2 separate regions of the Homo sapiens genome follow, and region 2 is linked to region 1. The links are chromatin loops, found by intact Hi-C in ENCODE. Cell type or tissue: endothelial cell of umbilical vein. All regions are shown on one strand. Links, peaks and the distances in the headings refer to the core of each region. The heading gives the core; the rest is flanking DNA. Region 1 has its middle 150 kb from the start of LINC01985. Region 2 holds the start of LOC124909358 (a long non-coding RNA gene).

The links. Peaks named below come from ENCODE experiments on the same cell type or tissue, not always from the same donor. Only the 100,000 strongest peaks of a DNase experiment are listed, where the experiment ranks them.
Region 2: it touches region 1 in a loop (4-fold over the local background); 1 of 110 quality-filtered maps calls a loop at or near these places.

What each region holds. Positions count from the first base shown.
Region 1 is chr3:30,369,542-30,372,466 of GRCh38, reverse strand. It overlaps a transcript of LOC101927995 not described here. Among named protein-coding and RNA genes, the nearest start is that of LINC01985, 150 kb to the left of the region's middle. In endothelial cell of umbilical vein, for the core only: no CTCF peak of the experiment used is centred there; a DNase peak (open chromatin) is centred at 1,326; H3K27ac peaks cover 1,833 bases.
Region 2 is chr3:30,290,875-30,293,799 of GRCh38, reverse strand. LOC124909358 (a long non-coding RNA gene) reads right to left here and starts at 1,233. Exons shown (of 2, transcript XR_007095854.1): 1 at 1,125-1,233. In endothelial cell of umbilical vein, for the core only: no CTCF peak of the experiment used is centred there; a DNase peak (open chromatin) is centred at 1,389; H3K27ac peaks cover 2,500 bases.

The DNA.
Region 1 (2,925 bases), core at 164-2,663:
GTGTAATTGGATTGTTTGTAACTCAAAGGATAAATGCTTGAGGGGGTGGATACCCCATTGTCCATGATGTGCTTATTTCACATTCCATGCCTGTATCAAAACATCTCAGATACCTCATAAATATATACACCTACCCACAAAAATCAAAAATTAAACAAAAATAATTGTATCCCCTAGGAATTGAATTAATAGAAGACTTGGTGTTTGAATTTGATAAAAGTTAAATTCAGGACTTCGTGGCAGTTTTTAAGTGTTCATCAATTTTTTCTGACTCTTTTCCCTTCAGAATTAGAATCCATGTTTCCTCCCCTTAAATCTGGCAGGCAATGACTACCTCAACCAATGGAGCAGGGTTTTTCAACCTCAGCACTATTGACATACTGGGCTACAAAATTCTTATTGTGCATTATAGAATACTTAACAGCATCATTGAGCTCGACTTACTAAATGCCAGTAGCTCCCACCACCTTCAGTTGTACAAACTAAAAATGTATTCAGATACTGCCAAACATTCTTGAGGGTGGTTCCATGCATCCCAAAGGGGGAAGATGGGAAAATAAAATTGCCCCTCGTTGAGAACCACTGCAACCGAGAATGGCGGAAATGAGGTTACATGACTTCTGAAGCTAGCTATAAAAGTCACACAACATTCTCTTGATTTTCTTTGGATACTCACTCTGAGAGACACCACCACTCTGAAAATCTAACGACTCTGAAACTGCCCTGCTAGGGAGGCCATATATACACATTCTGAGTAACAACTGCTGAACCTGGGTGCCAGCCCCAGCTGAGTCTTTTCCAGATTCTTGATCCATAAAATCTGTGAGATAATAAAAATTGTTTTACCCTGCTAAATTCAGGATGATGTTACAGTGGTAATGCTTTCCTTGGTAATGTTTTATTGTTTTCAATGGTAATTGAAACATAATCATTGGGAAATTGGAAGAATATAGTTTACTTACGAAACAGGTTTTACTTGATTATACGTGTAGCTTATCAAATGATTAGCAGATACACAGGCGCCCACAGAATAAATTCTTTACACTCAGTTATATGTGCTTGTGGTATGCTGAGAAAATAAGAGCTGGTGTCTTAAACTCGTTCTAGTCCTTGTTGTTTTTTTTTTCTCAAGAGAAAATATTTTGAAGATGTAAGAGTTAAAGAAAACATCTGGTTTATGGGAAAATTATAAGAACACGCTTTCCCCTACGACCTTCCCACCACTCCCACAGTGGCACATTAGCAGATTCTCAGACCTTAGCAACAAAATCAATAACAACAGGCTAACATAATTACTCTGTAGAGAGGGCAGATTGTGTCGGTTATTACTTTATTAAGCAAAAACAACATGTGTGAAAGAACAGCATCCTGCAAAGACGGAAGAATTGGGAGAATGCAGGAAAGAGGGCAAGGCAGCTCATAAATATGCTGAACTGAAGAAATCAGGATCACACCCCAGAATGGCAGGAAAATGAATGTTTACTTTTTCTGGCTGATTATTTGCTTAGGGATACCTCAGCATTTCTAAAAGATAAATGCCTTGGCTGTGGTTCTATCAGTCTGCTTTATTTAATTTCACAAAAGCGAATGCTCAAATGTTAAAATATTTGTTCTCTTCTCACTTGTGGTTTACTTCATTTTCTACTCAAAGTGGAATGACCCTTCAAGGTAATGTTTGAAGCATATGAATTACTTGGTGTTCATCTGGCACTGGTTCTGTGATAAGTTCTTGGCATATTTTCATTGTTTTACAAAACACCTCTGGGAGGTGTTTGAAGTAAAGTGATTTGTTCCCATTCATCTTGCTCAAGGAGGTCAAGATAAAACAAAGATTTAGAACCTCAAATCTTCCACACAGCCCATGTTTTTCCTCTGGCTCTTCACCACTTGGGGTAAAAAGAAGCATCTCATGTTGGAAGTAGGCTGCTTGTTTTCCTGTTTACCCTCAGATCGATTTCCTGGTCATTCCCTTCTTTACCCAGTACCACAGAGGGCAGATCCACCACCTGGATTTCCCAGGTTCCCCTGCCATCTGCTTCTGACTCTGCTCAACCAACAGGAGACACTGGAACGAGGTTGAGGGGTGGAAGATGGAAGAAGCAGCCAGAGAATTTCTTCCCCTCTCTATTCTTCCTCAGGGTAGCATTTCCTCCATGGTCCCAACTGTTGCCAGGTAACTCCAGCCATGGATCAAGTTCCAGTCTAGCTCTGCAACCACTGTCTCTTCTTTTTGTCCTTTCTTAGGGTTAGTAACAGCTAATATTCCAAATTTTGAATTTCGTCTAATGAACAATATTACATAAACTCTTGTTTTCCTAACTGGACTGTAACACAGGGAAATCTAGCTCCAACTGAAGCCCAACTTGAGATCTAGATATTGTATGTTACATTTTAATGAAATATAAAAAGCATCGAAATCTTTATATTATTTCATAGTATATTGATTGACTTTACAGTTTAGGTCAGAAAGTTTTAGAGTAACATAATCCTCTGATATGTTTCCTATGTATCTTAAATAAACTTTATTGGGGTATAATTTACATATACTAAAATGCATTAAAGACATCATCCTTCACATTTCTTTTTTTGAAAAGTCTTTCAAATGTTTTGCCCAGTTTTCATTGGATTGTTTATCGAAAAATCACTCCTGTACAGTTATGGTTTCTGGTTCTGCATGTAAGGAGCTTGAAAATTGCTACTCCCTCCTTACAACAAGTAAAAAGATGAACAGACTGAAAAATCAGCAACTCTTCTTAGATCCATAAGAAAAATGAAAACAGAGGGTAAGCCATTGCCCCCCAGATTACAGAGGCAGACAAGTGAATAGAGGAGCCTCAACTTCCTGGAGCAGAGACTCATAAGTGGAACTACAATGGGAGCTGGTGCCAGGGTAGGGAGACCTGAACTGTAATTGATGAATTTCTG
Region 2 (2,925 bases), core at 106-2,605, 79 kb after region 1:
CTGGTATCCCAGATCTCCTGTCTCTTCAGTATTCATCAAGAATTCACGGCATTCCTGGAAGAGGGTTTTCAACCCACTGACAAAATGACAAGAAGCAGTAACTCATGTTTCAAAGCTATGAATAATTGGGTGAGATACCCAGTAATTTCATCCAAAATAATGAAGGTGCTTATTTTTTGTAGAACAAAATATAACATTTAATTAGAATTTCAAAATCAGAGTCTATTTAGAGAAAGCTCTTCAATGGTTATTCCAAATCCAATTTGTAAAACATAAATTGTCATCTAGATTTAAGTGCTTTTCCATCAAAATATATAATGAACTTGGCTGAGGTTATTTCAGGACATCAGCATGAATATAATTAATATGTGGAAATGTATTAAAATGACCATGAGAAGAGTAAAGTTAAATAATGAAAACTCATAACACAAGGTGGGTTGTCAGGGCTTAGCTTAACATTCATAATATTCCTCAATTTTAGGGCAACAATGTTATTGAACATGAAAACTATTTCACATGACTCTGCAAGTTTAGGTTAAAGAAATTGATAAAAATCACCCATTTGCTCATTTTCTGTAAAAGTGAATATTAACACTCTGAATACCTATTCTCAGACATCCTTATGTGCCCAGGACATAGAACACCAGCAGAAGCAATGCTAAATTTGGGTATGTACTCCCAATGTGACTAGTCTGTAAATCTTTTCAACGATGCAACTTAGCAAGTGCTTTTTAAGCAAGTATTGTTAACACAGTCCTAAGCCCAGCCCTTTGTGCTGTGGGAAGAGAAAAGATGCAGAAAATATTGTCCATGCTTTCCAGGAGCTTACTATCTATTTGAACATACTGCTTGGGGAAAGTGGCCACAGTGTAGGGAAAAAAAACAGTTTTGAAATTGTATCCCATCTAGACCGTGATAAGAAAAATTTTAAATTAAAGACCAAAACTATATCAACAATACTAGAACCTTGCATTTAACTAGTACTTTATCATTATTTTAGTTAGCAATTAGTTATTGAGCATTGACAGGAATTTAAATGTCTTGCCTCATATCTCACTACAGTGACTCAAGTTCAATGTCACACTCAGGAAGCAGCAGCATAGAGTTAAAATATTTCTACCCACCTCCAAAGTCTTTCTCTACCAGAGAGTGGCCACTTATTATATTGTCTGGTCTCAACCGTTCATTCCCTTCTTTTGAGGTAGCTGCTTCCCTCTCCAACATCGTGGTTGTGAAAGGGGTTTCCATTTCTAAAACTAGAGACCCCTGGTCACAAGTTTAGGTACGTGACCCAGCCTGAATCAGTCATTGTAACCATTCCCATTATTGTTCAGAAGTAGATATGCAACCAAACCACAACAATAATAGTCATTTCCTAAGTAATTTCTCTGAGGAGAAGGCAGGAAAGAGTTGTATTTACCTAGCATGATGCAACATCAACGCTGCCTATGGTAATGGATTTAGACAGATGGGAAAATGTGGTGGAGAGAATGAAGCTAACATGCAGTGAGAAACAAAAAGATGGAGATGAGAGGAAAGGAAAGGTGAAAGGAGGGGTGGAAGAGTGGAAGAAAGAGTGTTAGCAAACCAACAGTTTATATATCCATTGGAACTAGTTGCTTATGGGACTAATTCTTTCTACTCCTTCTCATGATTTGCTTATGGGATTAATACATTCCTATTTTTGCTTAAACTAATTTAACTTGCACTTCCTGCTTCATATACTGTTGGGAATCAGTATGTAAAATGGACAGCCACTAGAGCCTCCAGACTGGGTTTGAATCCTGACCTAGGTATTAGCTGATTAACCTTGGAGAAGTACATCACTTCTTGGAACCTCATTTTTTCTCATCTGTAAAATGGTGTTAAAGTGTTTCTCTCCAGCATTATTGAAAGAATTACACAATGTAATGCACACAATATAGTTGATAAAGTGCCTAACAGTGAAAACAAAAAGAATTCAAGTGATCTCTTTCTTTCTTTACCACCCTAGTGTCTTTTCTTTTTTCTGTGTCCCTCAATGCTTTCCACCACCCTTTCAGCTGGTGTTTTTGAGAAACATTTGTTCAGCTAGAGCTTGCAGAGTGATGTTTGAAGTGTCTGTTCTAAGGAAGAGGTGATCTGAGCAGTAGCATGGACTTGTTTCTCCGCTGCTGGTTGTGGCTGTGTTTACAAGGCTACCTATTTTGACATCTGGCAGGTGTCACTGATTTTTTATTTTTTTCCATTTAAAAAGGTCATTTAGTCAAAGACAGTGCTAGAAGTTAGTTTAAAGGGTGTGATGTGTTGGTCACATCGCAGCCAGTAAGAAACGCTTTGTAGGTTATCCACATCTTTTGCTGTCCGTTTCCATATGCAATTCTGGTCACCATATTTTCCAAAGCTAAAATCTGAGATGTGGGCTGATGGTTTTTGAAACCAGGATTACTTCAGGGAGAACCAGGTCCTATGACTAATTTACCTGATTTTGAGGCTTCGAAGGCTTGTTTGAGACCCGTTCCAGAGAACTTGGTACCAGAACGTGGATTCACAGTCCAGCTTACTATTGATACAGGCCTGAGCACCCTTTAGGGTGAGGCGCCTCCTCCTGCCTGCTGTCCTGTCCCTAATTAGTCAGAAGACTTGAATTTGGCAGGAGACGGGAGCCCTGTGTCCACGAGGCAAGAGGGTCTATACTTGGTTTCAATTGACCCCCTATCAAGATTTCAGACTTGCAGTGTGGCCACCTGGCCCTGCCCTGCTTCTCCCTTTCTCGCACAGCTTCAAAACTTTACCACTTTTATTTTAAAATAAACAGGTTGGGAGAGAAATAGCGTCACCTAAGGGGGGTCATGGGAGGGAGGGAGGAAGTCATGGGGGTGGGGCGCTGGAAAGGCTTTTTCCCAGGACTCAGGGTCCTGTTCTCCCTGGCCTCTTCCTAGAGGG